3 separate regions of the Mus musculus genome follow, and all the other regions are linked to region 2. Evidence: chromatin loops called from intact Hi-C (ENCODE). Cell type or tissue: left cerebral cortex. All regions are shown on one strand. Region 1 has its middle 76 kb from the start of Cobl. Region 2 overlaps Grb10 (growth factor receptor bound protein 10). Region 3 overlaps Cobl (cordon-bleu WH2 repeat).

The links. Peaks named below come from ENCODE experiments on the same cell type or tissue, not always from the same donor. Only the 100,000 strongest peaks of a DNase experiment are listed, where the experiment ranks them.
Region 1: a loop joins it to region 2, with 5 times the contacts of the local background. A loop is called at or near these places in 10 of 42 quality-filtered maps.
Region 3: it touches region 2 in a loop (12-fold over the local background); 21 of 42 quality-filtered maps call a loop at or near these places.

The regions. Positions count from the first base shown.
Region 1 is chr11:12,537,219-12,545,218 of GRCm38, forward strand. No RefSeq gene overlaps it. Among named protein-coding and RNA genes, the nearest start is that of Cobl, 76 kb to the left of the region's middle. In left cerebral cortex, CTCF peaks have their summits at 3,492 and 6,023 (motif pointing left); DNase peaks (open chromatin) are centred at 3,449 and 6,023.
Region 2 is chr11:12,021,681-12,029,680 of GRCm38, forward strand. All of the region lies in intron 1 of Grb10 (growth factor receptor bound protein 10), which reads right to left. Among named protein-coding and RNA genes, the nearest start is that of Grb10, 12 kb to the right of the region's middle. In left cerebral cortex, a CTCF peak has its summit at 4,196 (motif pointing right); DNase peaks (open chromatin) are centred at 3,360, 3,939, 4,217, 4,706 and 2 more places; H3K4me3 peaks cover 2,355 bases; H3K27ac peaks cover 2,056 bases.
Region 3 is chr11:12,288,333-12,296,332 of GRCm38, forward strand. The region is part of intron 9 of Cobl (cordon-bleu WH2 repeat); the gene reads right to left. Among named protein-coding and RNA genes, the nearest start is that of Gm12002, 22 kb to the right of the region's middle. In left cerebral cortex, a CTCF peak has its summit at 3,264 (motif pointing left); a DNase peak (open chromatin) is centred at 3,247.

The DNA.
Region 1 (8,000 bases), 520 kb after region 2:
GCCTTGGGTACTGCAGTAAACCTGGAAATGTGTTGCACACCTCCTATTAAGATCCATTTCTGGTCTTGGGTGCATGTTCTCAACCTCAGTAGAGTGAAAAGCTCCCAGATCACTTGTCCTTGCTTCCCATCTGGTGTCTGATTCTGAATACACACTCACTTGCACTTGTGACAGTTTGCTGGCCTTGAAGGCAGGCAGGAAAGTGTGCTGGAGAGGATGAGTGGGAGAGGTCAGACATCACGGGTTAATGACAGAAATTATGGGAGGGGTTGTCATTAACAATAGCACAGAATACCATGTGACTGTGCGAGTGAGTAGCCATGGTTGGCAGAAGACAAGTATAAGAAGAGCTTAGCACCTGAGAGATAAGACTACTTAAAGACAAGCTGTTCGTGGGGGGGTGGGGGGGGGGGAATAAGGAAGAATCATACTTGTTGTTGCATCTGAGAGAGAGCATCCCTAGAGCTAAACTGCCCATGGATCACTGTAGTCTAGCAGTTTCCTTCAAATTAAAACACTTCATTCTGCAGGGAAGCTTATTAAGACAATAAACAGCTCAAAATAGCTTCAGAAGTTTCTGAAACAGACCAAATTCACCATCCCCAAGAACAAACAAACAATAAAGACTTCTGAGATTCACTCTCAAACAAGCCAATCTGGAGAGAAGATTCTTAGCTCTTAGCTTGCCTGTAATTTTAAAACCTGGCTTTTATTGCTTGTTCAAATACACCAAACAACCAAAACATGAATATGTTTTAATGGTTACCTTTACTTATTAACTGGACACAACTTAGAATCACTTAAAGGGAAGTCTTTTTTTTTCCAAGTAGATTTTTTTTTTCATTTACGTTTCAAATGCTATCCCAAAAGTCCCCTATACCCTCCCCATGTCCTGCTCCCCTACCCACCTACTCCCACTTCTTGGCCCTGGTGTTCCCCTGTACTGGGGCATATAAAGTTTGGTAGACCAAGGGGCCTCTCTTCCCAATGATGGCCATCTAGGCCATCTTCTGCTACATATGCAGCTAGAGACACAAGCTCTGGGGAAGTCTTACTGAAGGGCAGTCTACATTAGATTGGCCTATGGGAATGTCTGTGGAGAGTTTTCATTGTTGTTACTGTTAATTGATTTGAGAAGACCCAACCTTAGGCAGCAGGTGGAGAAATCAAGATGAGCACAAGTAAACAAGCATACACACATATACATACATACATACATACATACATACATACATACATACATACATATTGTCTCTCTGTTCTTTACTGTGCATGTGATATAACTAGCTAGTTCAATTTCCTGCCTCAATGTTTACTTATGGATATTAACCTGACCTGAAGCCAAATAATCCTGTTCTTTCTGAGGTTGCTTTATGTCAGGGCATTATTTTGCTATAGCAATCAAAACAAAACTAGAAAATATGTCATTGAGGAAAATGGAGCAAAATAATTGTTGTATGGTCATCGCATATTTAGTAAACTCTTAACATAAAATCACATTTGTCTCTTACCCTTTCTGTTATGGGGTATTTTTTTTTGTCTTGTCTTTTGGTAGGTTTCTATTTCTTCTAGGACTTTCACTTATTTTTAGAATAACAATTTTTAATTGTTATTAAAACACAAATAACAAAAATTTCTGTTTGTGACAGTTAACTTTGTGCATCAACTTGACAATGTCAGGTAAGGCTCACATATTTGATCTATGTTTCTATGATGGTGTTTCTAGATGAGATTGACATTTTAATTAATAATGAGAGAAATTTATGTCCCTTCTTGATGTGGGTAGGCCTCATTTAATCAGTTGAAGGGCATAACAGAATACATGCTCTCCAATAATAGAATTCTGTCTGCCTGATGGCATAAAAATGGAAGCTTTGGCTTTTTTCTAGTCTGAAGTCTATAGCCTTTGGGTTGAAATTTATACTATCAGTCTTCAAACTTGTCAACCTCAGATCTTAGGGCTTGGCCTCCATGACCTAATCTCCCCATTTATACATACACACAATTGGCTCTGTTTCTTCAGAGAGCTTCAACAAATAGCATTTTATTTATTCTGGAACAAACATTTCACTGACATTAATAGCATTTACATGTGTGTTACCATCAGTATTATTTGTACATCAAACATTTTTGCCTTGCAAAACATGAAATTCTTATCTGTGATGTCTTGAATTAAAAATGTTTTATAGAGTCTTGGCCACTGTACACTTGGTACTCAATTGTTAACATTATTTGGTGAGGTTCAGGTATTACAGACTTGGTACAGGAAGCAGGCCACTATGTGGGGGCTTTGCCATTCAAAGTCAGATGACATTCCAGTTTTTTTCTCTTTCGTTTTGTGCTTGTGTGTAAGATGTGGGCATTTGGCTTTTTGTTTCTGCTGCCATGCCTTCCTGCCATGATGAACTTTTATCCCCCTGAAACTATAAGTCAAAATACACTCTTTCTTCCATAAACTGCCTTTGGTTGCGGTGTCTTCTAACAATCACAGAAAAGTAACTAGTATCATACTCTCAAACCTTAAGTCTCCTTCCTCCCATCTCTCAGCTGTTGGTCCTTATCAGCTTCTTTCTGTTTGACTCATTTGACTCATCTACACACTTGTAATAAATGAGATGATATAATTTGTGTTCTGTTATTGGCTTATTTTAATTAGTCCTCTGGACATCTCATGTTGTAGCATCATTGGCAAGATGCCAACATTTTCTTCCTTTGTAGGTTAAACAGTATTTAAGACTAAATTGTAAAATCTATTTCTCCATTTGTCCTTTAATAAACACCCAGTGCTTATATCTTTCAGTTATTGTGAATAAAGTTGTTATTGTTCCTGTTGTTATTGTTGTTGTTGGTTTTGGTGGTTGTGCATGTGTGTGTATTAAGATCTCTGTTAAGTCCCTGTATTTAATTATTTTAGAAATATAGCCATAAGTAATGTTATGACATCATATGGCTAGGGGCTGTATCATTTTTTTCTTACATCCAACAGTAAACAAAAGTTCTAATTTTTCTATTCCCTTGCCTCTCTGTATGTTATTTTATTTCATTTTTTCTTTAATGGCAGGTGTATTAATGGACACAAGGTGATGGTAGAATATTTAACCTACTATTTTTCACAGGGATTTTATGACTAACCTCTTCCTTCTACTTAAGCCCCAAGACGTTTCATTTATCTGAATAACTTTTCCACAAAATATGTGATAAATTCCTTGGGTTTAGGCTTTAAAGGGATTAAAATTCTTTTCCAATGAGAAGCAAGCCCGTTCTCCAGGCAAGCGTCTCTCTAGTCAGTGCAAGCCTGTTATGAAGCCACACTGGTCTCTTTTGGGCTTCAATCTCAAGAAACTGGCCACTTGCTACTGGCTGAGTGACTACAGAACATGGACCACATGTAGCAGGGAGCTTCTCTCTGTGTTTACACAGTGGCAGGATACAGTCATCAGGTGGTAATGAAACCTTATCCTTGGAAGACCACCAGCGCCACCTGCCAGTCTCCTGTTGTAGTCTCTCTTCTCCAGAAGCGGAACAAATGTGATCCCTGTGCCTTGATTTTCCTTCAACACCAGAACACTTAAGACATTTTTTTGACTCTTCATTCATAATGCTAAGATGTAGCAAGAAGTGACAGTTGAAGTTTTCTCTTTTTGCCTCCCCTGATGAGCATGTCTGGATAGTGAACTTCTCTCTCTTGAGCTTCCTTCCTTCCTTCCTTCCTTCCTTCCTTCCTTCCTTCCTTCCTTCCTTTCCTTTTTCTTTCTTTTTTGGCATGTTTTGTGAGACAGGGTTTCCTGTGTAGCCTGGCTGTCCTGGAGATCACTCTGTAGACCAGGCTGGCCTGGAACTCAGAAATCCTCCTGCCTCTACCTCCCAAGTGCTGGGACTAAAGGCATGCGCCACCACTGCGCAGCACTTTGTTTCTATTTAAAAAATTCTCAACACTTTCCCCCTTCTATTGACAATCTCAGTCTCTCTTGCCAGTCTTTGAAGTTCATATTTAATTATTACATAAGTACTATTATGTTATTTTTTTATTACTTCCAAACATTGCTTGTACCCCAAAACTTTTATAAATGCATTCTTTTTCAGAAAATGATCTGTTCTTTTCTTCTCCAAGTTATAAAAATAACCCAATGCATATGCAACCAATTACAGTTGTAAATATGAATTTCAGTACTGTAAATATTATAAAAGTGATGGCTACTGGAAAAAAGCTGGGTGCCCAAATAATGTTAGCTAATTTTGGACATTATTGCTTGCTACGCTCTCCGGTCGAGTCAGCTGGACAAGCCGAAAGGCTTAAAAGTCACTCATGAGGCAAAAGAGTTTCAAGGAAGCTCTCCTCCTGGAGTCTAGCGTTCTCTACCCATACATTAATTTTTCATTCCCACGTTCCATTTCCGCGTTAGTCTAGTGTATAGATCCACGTGCTCTCTTTCAGTATCATCTTATTATAAGTGCCTTTTAAGATTGAATTCTGACATAGCTAAAGCCTTCTGCCAGTGTTCCAACAGTCCTACAACGTCCTTGAGCATGACCATGGGCTTGGAATTCAGTAAGAGTGTTGCCTATTCAGTGACATTCAGAATAGCCTCTGGTGCTACACTATCACTTAGAATAAAAGCCAAGTCGCTCCCATATACAGGAATTTACAATGTTTAGGAAGTAGATCGGGCTGTGGTTTTAGAGTATTGCATTATTCATGAGATGGTTAGTTAGAATGGAACTCCCTAGTTAGAACCATGACTTGGGTGTGAAAACCCTTGCCCTAGGAGAGTAAAGTTCTCACACCTGGCTTCTAAGACTATAGCTGACCTTAGATAGGGCTGACTCTGTCTCAGTTATTTTATTGCCCAGTTCCTGCCAGTCTTTGTGTTTTCATTCCTCTGTTATGTGTAAGAGTCTTTAAGCATCCGGTTACCTCATTTGTACCTTGCAGGTATGTCACCCAACTTTCTTATTGTCTTCTGCATAAAAAGTCTGATGCTTGATTTGAAAAATACAGATTCCACACAACCTCTCCTGTGTGTGTCTGTTTGTCATTCATCCACGCTTTGCCCACCTACGTCGAGAGACCCGTTCCATGCAGACACAGGGAGCCAGAGGGTCTGCGGCAATTGCTTGCTAGGATGGTGATGTTAAAGCTAAAATCACAAATTATTTACCGTGAGTTAGTCCAAGAAGAAGATAGGAAATGACTACTTCTGGCACCATAAGGAGCATGTACAAGGATCCTGAGGCCAGCAGATTTGTGGAGATGGGCAAGAGTGTTGGAGGTGGGGCTTGAGTCTATAGGCTGGTACTGGGGAAAATGGAGGAAGAAACAGGCCATACTGAAGTTATAGACTGCCCTAAAGACAGAAGTTCATCTCCATTTTGAGGCAATTATGGTGGCACTACAGAAGAACGAGTGGCCAGACAGCAAACTGCTGACATCAACAGCAACTCAAGCCACCTTAGAACATCACCAGGAGAGCACTGTCAGCATGGGAATGTTTTTAGTAGAGAATCAGAACAACAGAGTATTTTTTAGCCTGTGAGTTGAGAGCTTGCTCCAGTTGGTCGCCAAGTTCCAACCATAATCTTGTCTTTTTCTCTCAGCTTTTAAAAACCCTGAGACTGAAGTGTGTCTTACTTCTCTAGTTGCTTTTTGCTTCATCTACATGGTATTTTTCCACCTCATATAATGTTACTAGGGAAAGGAGTCACTGTATCAGTCATTTAGAAGGAACTTCCCTAGCCCTAAGTTGACCAGGCTGAGTTTTTGAGGATACTCAGTGCTCACCTTACCTTGTGATCACAGGGAAGAGTTAATATCACTGTCACCATATTCACCTGAACTGCCTTGCCACGCCCTTCACAGTTCCCACACATTCCTGATTGAACACACATTTCTTTACATGCTGAACTTTAAAGAACACATGTCTTCAATCTCACTTAACCATTTCAAAACATCTTGATTGGTAGATTCACTGTGCATCATATTTAACTTCTGTTTTGTGATGATTGTTTTCTTGCTGGTGCCACCTTGTGGCAAAAAAAAGAAGAAATCATTGAGGGTATTTAAGCAAAGAGCTGGGTCATGTAAATGCTATGCATTGCTTTGCTTGGCTGCATTGAGGAAGGGGAGAGGGAAGGAAGGCCTGAGAGTTAGGAAGGTGATGTGAGAGGGCCATCCACAGGGCTGAAAAGGTGGTGGTGAAGTGACACTGAGACTGTCAGAAAGAGAGCAAGGAGGTAGATTCAATACATCCTGTCAGATGTCATAATACAAAGGAAAAGATGTAATAAAGACAAACATTTTGTAAATATATTTCTTGGGAAGACTTTTAAAATGAACAGAATGGGAATTTAAAGTTTTCATAATTAATGATGAATATATGTAACAAGAAAACAAGCACCTAATTTGAACACACATGCTTCCTTGACAATTTTAAGGTTTCGATCACAAAAAGGTCTATAGCTAAACAAGAATAGTTACTTTGATGCATGACCAAATTACTTTCACTAAAGTTGTTTGAAGTTGTGATGTGGTTTCAGCCCCAGCAAGAAGTTAACCCTCACTCTTCCTTAAGGATCAGAAGAAGGTGCTGCTCTGCATCCTGACATTAATTATATTCATCATTAATGTCCTGACATTATTAATATTCAAGAGGGGATTAAGCTCACTCCACCACATAAAGGCTGATATCTTTTCGAAAAGAATATTGCAGCAGCAGGGTTAATTGAAGAGTGCCAATACCCCTAGTGTGTTTTATAAAAAGAGAAACTAGGATATGTTTAATAGAGTGCAGTATGGTGAGCTAAGAGGGGTGCATTGGTAGGCCCATGATGAGGCATCCCTTGCCCATGAGGTAGCAGACATATGACAAATATAGTGTAGAAAAGAGTTTATTTAGGGCATGGGAAGAGGGCTTAAGAAGGGAGTAGAGGCAGAGAAAAACAGAGAGAGAGAGAGAGAGAGGGAGAGAGAGAGAGGGGGGGGTCAAACAGCCCCTTTTATAGTAAGCCAGGCCTACTTGGCTGTCTCCAGGTAATTGTTTTGTGGAGCTTAGAAGGAATGCCAACATTCCTCCATTTTGGTTTGATTTAAAAAAATGAAAAACTAGAAAGAAGTGGTGGTGAAACAGGAATCGGGTTGGTGTGATCTTTAGCTACTTCCTGCTGACTTTGGGGTGACATGTCTCTGGGAAACCAAAGAAAATGGGGATTGGGAATTGGTCCAGTCTTAGGAGAGTTGGCTGTTTCCTTGCTGTCCACGGTCTGTGGAACCATCTGTGGGTAAGAAGGAGCAGGTCCAGTGTCTGTATCTGTGAGAGTAGACTGGAGCAGCTGGGGGTTTCTTCTCCGAAACTGTCCTGGATATAGATTTGAGTAAATGCCTGGACTTGACAAGATGCTGAAACACATACGTGCGTGCGTGTGCATACACACACACACACACACACACACACACACACACACGCACACACACGCACAAACATGCACACACAGAATTAGAGGTAGAGAATAAAGTTAAATACATTTGGGAGAAAAAAAATTTTTCTTTGGCATTTGAAACCCTTAGTGGGTGAAACCGTGGTGGTTGTGAGTGAGGGGAGTCCCAGTTCCTGGGAATAGGAGAGGAATCCCACCCTCTGGAATAGTTAGCAAGTGGAAACTTAGGCCATTGATTGGCTGGTGTACTTATCTAGATGGAGTCTGTTTGGTCCATGAGAGGTAGATCTGAGTGTGTTTCCTGGTGCTTGTATGTTTACAAAAGAGATACATCTGTTAACAGCATGGACAGTCTTTAAGATGAGGCCAGTGAAGACAAACACTTTCATGGAGCAGAAAGAGCAAGAAAGGCTTTTTTCTTCTATCAGGGGGACTGAATACACAAAAATTTAGTCAAATGAGAAACATTTTAAGTTTACATTTAAAAGACAACTAAAGGAAACTCAAAACTTTGTGAATATGATAATTGATCATATAGATTTAGAATGAAAACATCTTGTCTATAGCTA
Region 2 (8,000 bases):
AAAGCAACTATGAGAGGAAGAATTTGTTTTTGGCTTACAGCTTGAGAGGGTACAGCGGCCTGTCATGGCAGAGATGGCACAGTTGGAGGGGTAGCTCAGTGCTGCAGGAACATGAGGTAGCTGGTTAAATTACCACAAGAAGCAGAGAAAACTCCAGCAGTAACCAGGTCTAGACACTACCTGCTACTAGTAACCTACTTCCTTTGTTTGCTGAAGGTTCCACAATGTCCCAGTGCAATGGTGCCAGCTGAGGACCATGTCCTCAAACACAGGAGCCTATAGGGAAACACTTTGCATGCTAAATGTAGCTGGTTTCAACCTAAGTTTGGGAAAACAGACAAGAAAACAGATGGATTCCTCAAACATCTGTTGAATGTTGACAGGAGAGGGTCTTGTCAAAAGCTATCAAAGTACTCCTTGCAATTTTTGCCCCACTTAAGTTCTAAACAACTGCCATGTCCTGGCCATGGCTAGCAAAGGCAAAGAGCTCCTGGACTGGCTCCAAAGTGGAGAGAAATCATGTGTAGGTGACTTAAAGTCCCATTTATACCATCAGGATTTTCTTTCCTCCCTTCTATCAATATCAAGTTTCAGCCTGAAGCATCCTGAGTTCACCCCTGGTGCTTCCTGATGCCTGCAGGAAGTGCTCTACAGACTAGGAATATGCTCCTGAAGCAAACAGTCCTAAAGCCCCCCTCCCCATAAAGCAGAGCCAAGTAAATGTTGACTCGCCACCTCCCAACCTCAACTCACCATCTCCTTACTCTTTAACTCCCAACAGTCTTGAGGGAAAAAAGCCCACTTAGCTGGAAACAAGGAAGGAGAATACTGGAAAAGAATCAAATAATCACCTATAGAAGGGGTCGAGGCACTGATGGCTTCAGGAATGAGGCAAAACATTGGGTTGTGTCCACCTGCATACACAATCCTTGACTGGCAATGGCTTGTAAGTTTAAAATGCTACACTTGAACAGCATATAACATACCCACTCTACAGAGCAAGCCTGCAACTCAGTACACTGTGAAGTGTTAGCCTTATTTCTCAGCATATCATGGCTAACTAGAGCTCTAGCCTCAGCCAAAGAACATGGGAGAAGGGAGAACTTCTAGCATGTCACTAACCCAGGAAGCAATCAAAATTCAAAGTAGGGTTTCTATTGAATGTATGTTGTTTGCATAGCATCATAAAGTTAAAAACTTACTGCCTAGATTAGAAGTGATAACTATTGTAATTCACTTATGAAACTATCAAAAAATTTAAATTAAAAAAATTGAGTCAAACTATCTCCAGTCATGTACCCTCTATAATGTATTCTATGGATTACAAGCAAATGCAGTCCATTCAAACAATTTTGGATGTGATGAGTGGCTGTACCAACTGTCAGATTTGCCTTTCAGTGTCCTGCACTGGTGGAAGCTGGAATCCTGGGGCCCAGGTCGACTTCCTTTTTAAAATGGGATGAAATAGAGAACAAGATGGCTCAAACAAAGGAACTCTTATGACACTCTCCCAGACTTCCCAGAGTCCAAAGGGCTAAGACTGCTTCCACACCACCCCTCATTTTGCTGTTGTCCCTCTAGTTAGGCAGTAACTCTGCCAGAAGAAGTTGCCAACCTTTTGCCCTAATACTCCAAAGCCCACGTGGTTACAAGGCCCAGAACACAGCATCTCTTCTCCAGCTTCATGTCCATTAGGAACCAGCCATGGGGGCTGGTGAGATGGTTCATCAAATAAAGTCGTTTGCCATCAAGCACAGCAACCTGGATTCAATCCCTAGGTCCCCCATGGTGAAAGAAGAGGACTTACATTGTCTGGTAACCTCTACGCATGGTCTGTGCCTGAGCCACCCTCTAAATAAAATGTATAAATAATAATAAAAAAAAAAACTAAAGAATCTCCAACGGGCCTCACAGTGATGGTAGTAGATTCCATTTCTGATGCAGCAAGGGCTAAATGGAGTCTGAAGATGTGGGCTGAGCAGTATGTGCTCCAAGGTCATACCCCTTCCCACCTCTGCCTAATACCCTGCTACCCTGGGTATCATCAGACCACAGTCCCCCAGGTCTACAATGGCACGTTCACCTGTGCTAACCCAAGAAAGCTTCATAAGGCATTCTTTCTACGTCATAAGTATGGAACTGTCTGGTTTTTGTGGGACCACAAAGGTTGAAAGTCAGTGAATTCAGACTGTCGCCCAAATGTCACCTAATTCTAAAATTCAAAAGATGCACTGTTCTCTGAAATTTCCAAAGCTCAGTTCTGGGTGGTAATTACATGACACTGAGAAGTGTAACCGGTGATGGAAATCCTTAGGAGAGGGTTTAAGAACAAAAATAACTCACATTTTAATTCTACCAATCTGGCACTACTCCTACCCCCTTCAGACTGGTAGTGAAATTGCCATTAACTCCATCTGCTGCCTTCTTCTAACCGTTAGTACGCAATTCTTAATACTGCTAGGCAGGAGCTATAATCCCTGATTTCTAGTCCAGACATGGGGAGTGGCAAGAAGCACAACAGGAATTCAGTTGTAAGTCTACATGGGGACCTCATACCTATCCCCACAATTAAGTGCATAGTTGTGTGAAACCCTAAATGGGAAGTGTCACTTAAATGGGAAGTCTTGCTTCTCAGGACTGATGAAAAGGAAAATCTCAGTCATCCCAACCCCAGCCCATCACCTCCCCATCCTCATCCCAGCCCATCACCTCCCCATCCTCACCCCAGCCCATCTCCTCCCCATCCTCATCCCAGCCCATCACCTCCCCATCCTCACCCCAGCTCATCATCTCCCCATCCTCACCCCAGCCCATCACCTCCCCATCCTCACCCCAGCCCATCACCTCCCCATCCTCACCCCAGCCCATCACCTCCCCATCCTCACCCCAGCCCATCATCTCCCCCATCCTCACCCCATCTGATGGATATGAGGGGCTAAAAGGTAACGCACAGGACCATTACCAAGTATTCCACCCCAGCCAACACCACCAAACGCAAAAAAACAAAACAAAACAACCCCCCCCTCCAAAAAAAAAAACCAAGACAAAAACCCAAAACAAACAAAAACAAAAAACAAAAAACAAAAAACAAAAAACAAAAAACAGGGACATGCAGAAAATGAAGGCCGAGGCTGAAGGCCCTGGCTACCAACAGGTCAAAATCCCTGCAGTCATTCACTACATTCCAAATTCAGACAGAACAAAAATGAAAAACACTCACTTTTTACTCACTGGTCCAGAAATGAAACTATTTGCTAATACAGACAGCAATGTCCCCAGCCAGCAGCTGCCTGGGTGAATGCTCTGTCCAGGCCTCTTATCAATACACTGGCCGTGGCTCCTGCCATCAACAGGAAAATGGCAGCTGATGAGAAGGGCAGTCAAAATGTAAACAGGTGATCTGACTGCTTCTCTGAAGATCTACGTCAATGGGGAAGGAATAGCGGCTATGGTCATGTGGACAATTTGTTGAGCTCAATCAAAAACATAGAAATGACGACAAGCTTTCTGTCATCCAATTTTAATTAATTGACATTTTCTTTCATTGAAATAAAAGGTTTTATGAATAAAGATTTACAGTGCCAATGTGCATTTATCCGAGGCTCCTATACTAGACTATTCTCCAGTGAGGTTTAAAAGATGACCAGGCCAACCTTAGTATCCTATTTCTAAGGAGAAAAAAGGTTCAGTTACCCCAGATGCCCATGTCTGCTTACAGCCCAAGCTGGTTCGCACAACCGCTGTCTACCACTTGGCTGAGAGCAGACGCTACGTCTCCACGTTCCAAATTTTCAGGTCTACGTGGGTACAGTTACTACTTGTTACATAATATCTTAAAAATCGAGATTAAAAATGGTTACATAATTCTATCCTACGGCTACGGTCCACCCAGGCTCGCGCGATCCCGGACTGTAGGCGAGCCGGGAGGCGAGCCGACAAGCGAGCGCCGGCAAGCAAGCGAGCCGACAGCCAGCCGCGCAACAGCGTGCCGAGCCCGAGGCCATTCGTGCTCGCGAGCTCGCAGGAGCTGCCCACCACTTGGACCATTGCAGATTTCGGGAGGTGAACCCTTTCCAAACGACCACCATGACTTCAGCATGTCTTCTCTTACCCCGAGTCCCCCGGAATGTTGAGGATGGCGGAGCCCACCTGCGTACCTGGAGAGCCGGCTAGCACAGACTTCGCCACACGGGGTCGCTGCGTGCGCGCTACCGGGGCCAGTGGACAGCTCCCGAACCCGGCAGCACCCAGCGCGTGGACAGCGCTCCTCATGGACAGCGCTCGGCCCCGCGGCTCGCTGGGGTTCGCCAAGGCTCCGCCCCAGCTAAGGGCCTACGGCTCAGAAAAAGGGCTCTGGAGCCTAGAGGAGCGCGGAGGCCCAGCAGGCACGCACCGACATGCGGCAACATGCGCTGACACGCAGCAACACGGGCCAACACGCGGCAACACGCGCCAACATACGTGTTACATGCGCCAACACTGGCCCACAGGCGCCAACACAAACCGGCACAGCGAACTAGCTCCTAAACGAACCGACAGGGCCGTGCCGCTCAGAGACGAATGATCGCGGCAGGCCGGCACGCGCCAACATAAGCCGGCACGCGCCAACACAGGCCTGCACGCGCTGGCACGCGCCTACAAACCAGCACGCGCTTCCAGAAACCGGCACGCGCCGGCACGCTCCAGGACAAATCGGCACGCGCCGGCACGCGCCAACGCGAGCCCGACACGCGCCAACGCGAGCCCGGCACGCGCCAACGCGAGCCTGGCACGCGCCAACGCGAGCCCGGCACGCGCCGGCATGCTCCGGAACGCGCCGGCACGCGCCAACACGGCTGACAGGCGCCCACACGCACAGACATAGGCAGACACGCGCCGACACGGGCCAACACGCTAAGCGAAGCAACACAGCCTCCCGAATAGCCATCCCAGCAAGGGGGCCAACCCCCCTCCACCTAAAAAAATGCCCGTCTGGACCCACCCCCATTATAGCCCAAGTGCTGGGAAGCCTGTCCTGCTGAGCTGGTCCCTGGTCCTCTACGGCTCTTCTCAGCTTCCAGGGAATTGACTGGGCACCCCTGACGACCGGGAGGACGAGGGACGCGGCTGGTCCTTGCGCACTACAGGAACCCTAGGACCAAACCCATGTGACGCAGCCACGCCCCGAGGCCCAGCGGGGGCCCTCTGCTGCCCAATCCCCGGATCCCTGGTTCTCATGGCAACCCTGAAGAACCTCTTGCTCCTAGCTTCTCGTCCTCCCCTCCCCCACTTCCCCCTTCGCTCTGATGGGCAAGAACAGGAACGGCGCCTGCAGCTCTCATGATGCCAAAAGTCCACCATGTCCACTGGTTAAACCACATACAGAGCTCAGGAATGGGTGGTGAATTACACCAGAAACACCATTTTCTTCACCTGCGAGAGGAGGGGAGCTCTGAGTGACCATGGCTAGAGAACCTCAGGATCCAGAATCATTTTCATCTCAAACCCTTCCCCCAAAATGTCAAAGCAGGAACATCAGAAAGGAAAGGCTCCTTTTGGAAGCCAACAAACACCCACCATTCTATCTCAGTGAGAAAGTGTGGTGCCATATATAGAATTAGCTAACAAAATAATACTCTATAGCAAGCATCTGCTATGCACTAGCTCTGTCTCTCTTACACATACACACAGGCAGACAGACAGACATACAGACAGCTGCAACAAAGGAAGCAACATATAAGCATTTAAGAGGATAGGAGATACTTGTGGTTTTACACACACACACACACACACACACACACACACACACACACTGCTTGTTAGTATCCTTGGGAGATTGGTTCTAGAACCCTACAGGTATCAAAATCTACAGATGCTCAAGTCTCTATAAGATAGATTTTTTTTTTTACATACAGCCTATGAGCATCTTCCCCATGTACTTTAAACCATCCTTAGACATCCCTAGATTTATAATGTCTTACACAATATAAATGCTTACAAATACTTGTTATAGTATATTATTTCTACATAATGACATGAAAAAGTCTGAGCATGGTCAAGAGAAAAGCAATTTTTCTGAATATTTTTGACTCAGTGTTAACTCAATTAGTGGATCCAGAATCCACAAATACAGAGCACCAAAGACATAAGACACACACGCTCACACAAGACACACACACACACACATGTTTACAATAAAGAAAGTAAAAAAGAAGGTTTGGAGAGATTATTTCTGACTCTTACCAAGGTACAGAGCTAGGACGCAGTAGATTTCACACTCTCCTCTAACAGACAGAAACTGTAGATGGCGATAAAAACAGTGGCAGCTACCAGTAGACCTCCGATTCCGAAGCGGAGGTAGACTACGCAATAATCAGATCTGCAAAGGGAGGAGGGAGCTCTGAAAACCCTATCTAGGCACCTTCTGAGGCCAAACAGAAACGTTGCAGTAAGGCAAGTGGGCTGGACGTCAGCTCAGGTCCCTAAGTACCACGGGGTGGAGGGGTGAAAAATGGGCAAACAGTAGATGCTCCCCGGGGAGCAGAGGCTTCAGGGTGGTCATGCTATAGAATCCTTTTAAATATAAAGTCAATCCAACAGAAGCAGGTTTGAGGCTGTTCTCAGTGTGGCATCCAACAGTGCTAAGCCCAAATCAAACACAGCAAGCCCTGGTCTGAAAACTTAACTTTGACTGGGTACTTCTTTTGTGGAGATTCTGAGCAAAGCAAACACCACCAGGGACAAAATGACAGACAGAAGCCAACTTTAAATTGCAAAAGGGAAGGAACACACTTCAGCTCATGTCTATGCTTAAAGTACAGTCAGTCCAAGGAGAGAAAACCTGGGTTCCCGGGGTATGTTTAGTTTGGACAGTCAACTCATATAGGTATCCCTGGGCCCCTCTGCTTGGCTGCTCAATGTTGGGGGTAGGTAGGATAGAGGAACTCCTTTGCCTGGACAGGACACCTGCCCTACAGCTTCCTGGTCTAGAAGAGCAGGTCATATAGGACAAAAGCATCAAACCCCCACTCTTCTCTATTAAAAAAAAAAAAAAAAGCAAAGGAGAACAATCTAATGATTACTGAGGGGGACTCCAGAGAAGCCACGCCTGTGCCTTCTAGCATTCTACACACATGGCCAGTTCAGTTGTAATATCAAAGCCAGTGGAGAAGGCGTAACTGACTCATCAAATGCTTAAGAGTTGAAATCTAACTGGAAATCAGGGATGAAACTTGAGACTCTGTGGAAGTCAAAAAAAAAAAAAAAAGAAATCTCAGAAGTGAGAACCACCATTACTCCTGTAAACACAAAAAAGGCAGATCCAAAGCAAAAAGCAGCTCTGGATGTCTTAAGGGGAGGTTAGACCTAGGGATCTCACCCCCTCAACAGACTTCTCTAGAAGCAGTGGGGAAAGGCAAGCCATTGGTTCCTGGCTAGAAACAATGGATCTAGTGAAAGTTCCCAGAACCCCTTCCCTTCAGAGCTATGAAGAACTCTGAAGATACAGGTATCAGGCGTGCCTCACACACTGGGACAGAGGATCAGTTAATGGCACCATACTGTGTGTGCTCCACAGGCTACTCAGGCACATGCTTTTGAAGTGGAAGAACAGGAAGGACCTCAGGGGTCCAAACATAGCCTCTAAAATGAGACAGGGGACCCTAGCAGGGGCAGAAGCCACTCCAGCTTTTCATAGGTAATCTATGGGCAACAGCCTCCATGGGACCTGTCTACACATCATTGATCTAAAACTCCTTTAACTACACCCTCGTGACCCACAGTATACACGAGAACCACTGTCCTGTCTACTCAGTCCCTATAGGCATCAATGGAGTACTAGCTGGCTGACAACAAGAGGTACCAATTAGAGACCCAACCTTGGACTCCAGCTTGCCCAGTTTCCTAGTCAGCCCAAGTGAGTGCTCACTGCTGCTGCCCTCAGCTCTACTCAGTTTCACAGTGGCTCACTAGGCCCCCTACTTCCTACCCATCTCTAGGCTCACTTCACTTCCCATTAAGTA
Region 3 (8,000 bases), 270 kb after region 2:
TACCCCAACAACCACAGAATCATGTCCTCAAAAATATCTAATGTTGCACATTTTATGTTATTTTTTTAAGTTATAATTAAGAGCTACTAACTGATTCAGCAGTTTATACAAACAATTTAAGATGCCTTGCATAGGTCAAGCAAAAACAAGTCTAAGCAAAACACAGAGGCCGCCAGGCCCTGGAGCAGAGTCTCAAGGGCCCTTTTGCCTGGGAAGTCGGCAACACAATCTGTAGCTAATGGTTAATATCTTGGCTTGGTTTCCTCAGAAGTCCTGTTAGCTGGGAAAAACTGGTGACAACATGACAACCTTTAAGATGGATAGAATTCATTACACGAGAGGAGTATGAGTAACTGATTTCAGAAAACATTCGGAAGTCCATAAATATGAAGCATCTTTACAATGCTCTGCAAATAAACAGAATAAACAGGAAAACATGTTGAGCTGACTATGAATGATCTATAAATCCCAAAATTCAAATGCAACTAAGATACAAAGTAGGCTTCAATCATGTGTGTATGTGTGTTCACACGTGTGCATGCAGCAGCAACAACAGCACATAGGTGCACATGTATTCACAAATGCTTGAAAGACCCCAGTGGAGGCTAAGGCGTACACGTCAGAAAAGGGACAGCATGAGCTAGAGGGGCTTCTGGTTTCAGCATGGTGCAGGCTGTCACAGTTACTGACCATCCCTGGAAGCAGCTCCTGCGACGGACAGGTTTTCTCTGCTAGTCAGTGGGGAAGTCAGTGCGTTCAGAACTGCAGCTACTCTAGATACTGTGAGCAGAATGAAAGTCAGTTAGGGTAAGCACAGGAATGCCCACAGGAAAGTGGCTTCTTCAGAGACAGGGTCATGGTAAGTGGAGAAAGTCAGCAGAGTTAGTAGCTTGAAAAAGGCCAAGTCCCTAGAGTCAGGTTCTAGTATTGTCCCATGATTATGCATGGGTGCATCGTACTCTGTTGTCTCTACTATCTCCTTAGCAACCACGAGATGATGACAGCAATCATGGTCCAAGATTTGTTCTAAAAAAAACATAGAACCACAGCAAATTCAGAATGAAACATTTTGTGTAAAAGGGCTTTACAGTAGTAAATGAGTAAGTCAGGCCATAGGCAGGCCTCTTTGCATGAGACAATATGACTTGTATTCTTAAAAGATGAAGCGATTAGATCCCCAAAATAGAAGGAAGACCTATGCAGGCAGTGGAGGAAATGTCATCCATGAGCCAAACAATGAGCGAGCATTGGAAAGAACTAACCTATTGACATCACGATCACAGACTTTTAACCTTCAGAGCTGGCAGAGAGGGCATGGCTTGTTTGAGCTGCTGATATGTAATAACAGCCCCAGCAAGGCAGGGGACTCTTGTATGGTGTGGCTGAGGAGAAGAGTCTAAGTCTAGTCTTGAGAACTGTCCATGTCTGGGAAGTATGTAAGCATGGTGATTTGGCTAAATCTCTGCACTTGCTGTTGGATAGAGTTTTAACACACATATCAACTGGTGGCTGTGGACCCAGTCCATGAGCTTCAAATATGACCAGACCACTGGCTGTATACCTCAAATGGTAAGGGCTGCCATCCTCTGCGTTCTCCTTTTGTTGGTATATGGGCAGTTTTCAGAGGTAAAAAGGGGAAGCCAGAGACAATGCACAACACCGGCCCATACACTGGCAGGCATAATGAAGGCAGGAAATAGAATACAAGCTAAGTGCGTGGGACATGACTGGCAAGGAACAAGTCTAGGCATAGGGATGAACTTGTCTTTGGCCTCAGACAAGTTACTCTGTGCCAAAGTTTTCTTATTTGTAAACTGAGGATGTTAACAATAGCTCTGACTTGTTAGGGCTCTGATAAAGATTGAAGAATTAACCTATAAAAATGGGGGCCCCCAGTAGCTTTTTTTTTTACCTCATGCCTTTACCCTATGAGTAGTGAATCCATGGAGTACAAAACCCTGTCCGTCTCCAGCTGAGTCCTTCTTGCAGACCCACTATGTACCACCTTCTAGTTGTCACGTGCTCCACAGGCTTCAAACATCCAATGGATGCAGAAATAAGTATAAAGTTAATGATAAAGGAGGAAGCCGGAACATATTAATATGATAGCATGAGATTCTGACCTGTCCAAAGATAGGTAACTCTCCATTTTAATGATGGTTTGATCATGCTCTCCTCAATTTTCAGACCTCCTTCTTGTGGCAAATTAGGAATCATGGTGGTTTGATATACAATGTATTCCATATGTCCATGCATTTCAATACATTTTCTCCAAATGGTAGTGCTTCTTTTAAAGGTTATGGAACTTTAGGAGGTAGAGCCTTGCTGGAGGATGTTGGTCATCAGGGGTGGAGCCTTCATGTTTCATAGCTGGCTCGACCTCTTGTTCACTCTTTGCTTCTTAACTAAGATGCAACGTGACCAGTGCCTCATGCTCCTGCTAACATGCCCTGATACCTCAAAATGTGCTCCAAAAGAAACTCTCCCTCCATTAAGTGGTGTTTTCTTAGGTATCTGGTCATAGTTACCTAAGACAGACAATAAAAGAGGCCAACAACGATTCCTGGGAAAACTAAATGGACAGATTCACAGTTCTTCTTACAAAGCCAAACATAGACTCATGAATATCTTGAGTGAGGCAAACTGGCAGGCACAAGGTAATAATATCATATACTGTGCCAGCTTATACACTGAGATGTGCACACACACGGTGCACTTATGTCTGCATGCATGAATGTATACGTGTTACGAATGTACATATGGACATAGTGTGCCCACAACAGTGATGAATGCATGGCAATGAATGTATATGACATGGATACTCATATGTGTTGTGTATGCCTCCACATATGTTTACAGTGTGCATCAGTGTGTTTCTAAATTATGCATGTGTATATGTATAAATGATACAAAGATATAGTAGCACACACACACACACACACACACACACACACACATAAGCTCACAGTCATAATGTGACCACATACTAGTCACCTCAGCAGCAGCAGATGGAGAATCTACTAAGCTGAGTACAGGCCTTCCCATAACTGTGTGATTTCAGGCAAATCGGTTGATTCTTTTGGCTTTATTTCATTCTTTGTGCGACTAGAGAGGGACCAGCTTTAAGACTGTAGTCACCGAGCCTGCTTGTTCTGTGTGACCGGCACAAAAGCAAAGCCCTGGGGTTTATGTTTTGTATCTTTGTTTCCATTCTGCAGAGCAGTACACTAACAGGATAACCAGAGCTCCCCCTGGTGGTTGTATTTATGCAGCCAAAACCACTTGTTTTCCAAAGATGCCTTAAATAAACCAGCCCCTTAGGGACCACCAAGCTTGCAAAGAATGTGGGTTGGTGGGCATTACTTCTCACTGGAGCCTGGAAAGATTCTGCCCTGGCACCCACGCTGCCAACTCCCCAGAAGGAGACTGGTTGAAGCTGGCCCTGTCAGTTGGCTGTCAGGTGGGGTTAGGATAGCAAAGAGGACGGTTAACAAATGTATGAGCAACACATTTATGGCTCCCTGACAGGAGAAAACAACACTAAGAATAGTCTCACATTTCCTCTGGAAACGGATAGGGGGACAGAGGTCACCTTCTTGTGTGCATATTTACACATCTGCATTTTCATATATATATATATATATATATATATCTAGATGACTACATGGAATACATGCCCTATCCAGTTTTCCTTCTCCCTAGATCAAGGCAACTTCATTATAAGGGACATTAATTTCAACAACTACAATTCAATAATCTCCTAGTTAACTCCTAGAATGGTGTTTTACCTCTCATTTAACTTACAGTGTCACTAGAAACTATGTTTTGCTAGAATCCTAACTGGATTTATATATAACACTGACATACAGTGGTATATATAGATATGTGAATAATGTGTTATTTGTCCACAAAATATGCATATTTGCAGAGTAAAAATGGCTATGAATCACAGAAAGAAACGTTTGAGACACTGTGGCATAAATTAAGTTTGCTTATTTAAAAAAAAAACTGAGGAGAAGAAAAAAAATGTTGGAAAGAGAGGCTGTCAATGAGGTGCTTCAGAGTTCAGGCAGCACATAGCAAAAAGAGAAACTGGCCATGAAAACAAAGGCTCTTTATTGCTACCAAGAACCACCCATTCTCCTGCGCAAACAGAAGCTTCTATTAATAGCATATACTTAATTTTACACCTCTGTCCACCTCTGGTCAGACAGCGAGGAGCCTGACTGTAAGACACAATTACTCTCCCTTTAATTCTCTAAGTGGAAAGGCAGCACCTCCAAGAGTCCTAGGTGCCAATATGAATGTCAGGGTCAAGGAGACCAGAAGGCTTCCATTTTGAGCAGAGGGGCACCTGCTGCTCAGTTTGCCTGGAGGGACATAGGTCTGTGTGGAAGGCTTCTCATATGCTCCAGCAGGGAATAGCATTCTGAGTTAAACCAAACTTTTACACAGGAAACATTATTGAGCAGCAAGGCCATGTAATTATAATCACACCGTGTGTGCATGTGCGTGCATGTGTGTGTGTGCATGTGCATGTGCGTGTATATGTATCCCTGCCACGCACTCTGGTGGAGTCAGCTTGACCTTCTCCTGTTTTCAGCTTTGTGTGAGGCAGGGGATATTTTACCTTCTCCTAGGCCACTTCCTCCTATATCCCACCAGAAGATGCAGGAGTTCTTGAATTCTAGTCTATTCCAGGCCCAAGAAGAATGTGTGGTGCACATCAATTCTTCCATCTGGACTCAGGTTTGGGTTATTTTTCTCTCACATTTCTCCTTTCACTCAATTTACAACTATCCAATGTTCATAATCCTGAAAGCTCTTCCTCTTTCTGTGTCCTTTTCCTCTTTCCTTTCTTCTGTTCTTTACTGGAGATTATTGGCAGACACTGTCTTCTGATGGTTATGCAGCTTCGTGCATTATGATAAAAGGAACTATTTCCTTAAGAAGAAGAAGAAGACAAAAGGCTAGACGTTACTTGAGTGTCTTAAAATTGGAATATACATAGAAGTGACGATGTAAAGGGGACCACTCCGTCAGCAAGTACTGACTCCATCCAGCCAATGAAGAGAAAGATGACCTCATTCCAAAGAGGCTTCCTGAGCCTCACACTTGCACTAGTTAGGCCTTGGTTTTCAGTGAAATGTTTGAAGTTTGCTTGTTGTTTAGGCATTGCGACTAATGAGGTAAATATTATTTTGAACTATTTCCCTGATCCACAGCCCTTGAGTCTGAATTATACAACAGTATGCGCACACACATACACCTTCAAAGAGAAGACCAGCAGCAAACACTCTATACTAGATGAACTCTAGGACCTTAACAGTTTCTAATTGATTGTGATGTTTAAATGAACCTTGCATTCTTGTGTGGAAGGCCTTTACCTTCATCCTTGTTTTTTAAAGGCTATAATCCTACCTCTAATGCAAAAAGTTTGTTTGGTTATGGGAAATGTTAGCTTGCACATAGAAATATTTTGAATCTGATTATATGAACTATAAAAGTTGTGAACAAACTGAATCATATTATGGATCCAAATTAACACAAAAACTGTGAAAATTAGCAGCTGATAAGCATCACAAACACAGATGCAATGTGTGATTGATTATAATGGGTGCGAAAATGAAATTCCAGTGAGTAAACAGTTGGAAAAGATCTCCAAATTATTTCAGCTGCAAAGTTAACAGCTTTTACTTAAAATGAGAGGCTTTCAGAGTCTTCACATTCAGAGACAAAACACATGCAATTTACAGACTCAGTGTGTCTCCCTGTCTACTGTACAGACCCCTATAGTAAAAGCAGACGTGCTTAAGCCAATTAAAACTGACAAGTAAGTATAGCTAATTTTTCTTTTTCCTTGGCATTTACTATGGATTACATATTCTCCATGGCTCTTTCTGTTCTATGAATGTGCAAGGGGACATGTCAGTGACTAGTCTGCTTGATTTGTGGGTCTCCAGTCAGGACATGGGAACTATCATCTTTTACTGATAGCATGCACAACATTATGGAGAAAAGGCATTACATGTTTTTTCTCCAGCTGGCTTATCAGGAGAAGGCGTAGCCTACAAAGTCATGGATGGGTTCTGGAGTAAGTCAGAGAGGAGAAGCCTTTCTGAAAGGCAGATGCACTGGGGGAAATTAATGTTTCTAATTTTTATAAGACTCTAGTATAATGTATAGCAGATACTAATCTGTCTGACTTTATTGTATCAGGGTTTCGGGTGTTCTGTCATAGAGGTAAACCAGGGAGTGTCAGAGACTAGCCATCCATGTCATAGGTGACCTTTATGATCCTGTAAGTGGAACTTTTGCAGTCAAGCTGTGTTTGTCATGTACTTAACTGTTTTCCCTTCATGTTTGTGTAGTATGGATGTGTGTCTGTGGAAACTCTGTTCTCACCCTTTTTTTTTCCCCATATCTCCTACACTTTAGCCAAGGATTTCATAGGCAGCATCACTCTTCCCTCTGTGCTCAAGTTTTGCTGCCACCTTTCTTCTGTATAATAGATACTTCTCCAATAAATGCTTATTGCTAATCCCAGCACTTGGGAGGCAGAGGCAGGCAGATTTCTGAGTTTGAGGCCAGCCTGGTCTACAAAGTGAGTTCCAGGACAGCCAGGGCTACACAGAGAAACCCTGTCTTGAAAAACCAAAAAAACAAAAAACAAAACAAAAATGCTTATTGCTGTAATTATATACAATCATCTACAAGCTTGAATGTCTGGCTCATAAATCCTGATGCTTTCCCACCATTTTATAAACATTACCTTTCTTGTTTAGATTTCCCACTTAATGATCTGAGGTTAAATGACTGCTATTGACCAGACAAAAGTCCTTTATTTCAATGCAAAAAGGAAAATAAAAAAGAAAAGAAACAAAAAGACAAAGGACTTTTTTGAGAGAGAGAAAAAGAGAGAAGATAGAGACAGAGAGAGACAGAGACAGAAAGAGAGAGATTCTCATTAATTTTTGGCTTTCCCTCAACTGTATAGGTTTCCTGTAGCTCCAGCTTGTATTGTTTCAGCACACACACATACCAGCATCGGCTAAGATCATTCCTATAGTTTTCAGCTAATGTTTTCATTGTGATCAACAAGACAACAATCTTGTAGGTAAAAATTACTCTAAGCACAACCTTTAAAAGATTCTTCTGGAGAGAAACATGAAAAACCTCTCCAGATCAAACGTATCTTTGTACATTAAAAAAAGTTGATCAAAGTAAGCAAGAAACATTTGCCCTTTCTGCTTAACCTTGCATGTTAAATATGATCCTTCTTACCTATTCTGTCTTGGATGATGGGAGTGACAGTAAGTACGTCAGTTTCCGCACGGTTGCACAGGGATCTTGGAAGAGCCAAAGCCCCTTGTAGACATAGCTGTTATATTCTTTGGCATCCCTGCCATCTGTATAAATCTTAGAACCAGGATTTGTCAAATGAAAGACACCATTTCTCCCTTGCACAGCTAAGTAAAACCCATGTGTTTGTTATCTACTTTTATTTTCTGGCAATCCAGACAATGCCTAGTACCAGGTAAATTCTTGATGAGTCTCGAATGGAAAAGAAGAATGGATGAATAATGCAGGTGAAGGAAAAAACATCTCCCCTTTTCATTTGTTCTGTAAACTAGCTGACTGGCATAGGACAGAATAATGGGAAAACTACAGATACCTCAAGGAGTTGAAGTGATGAACTGACATGTGGAAAATCCTAGATCCTAGGTTCCAGAAGGTGAGAGTGCACGTGTTCAATACTTTGTTTCACAAGGTAGGTGGAATATGTCTATTCAGTTCAAATTGACAATACCAGAAAAATCATGTATACAATCTATGTTTGAGGAAAACGGAGACTAAATTCTGGAAGATAACATTGAATACAAAAAGGATATATTCAGATAAAGCAGTATACTTAACAGTAAGAAATACAAGTACCCGGGGATTTCAGATAAGTCAATATTATCAACTTAAAATTCATATTGCAAAGTCCTTACCCCTTC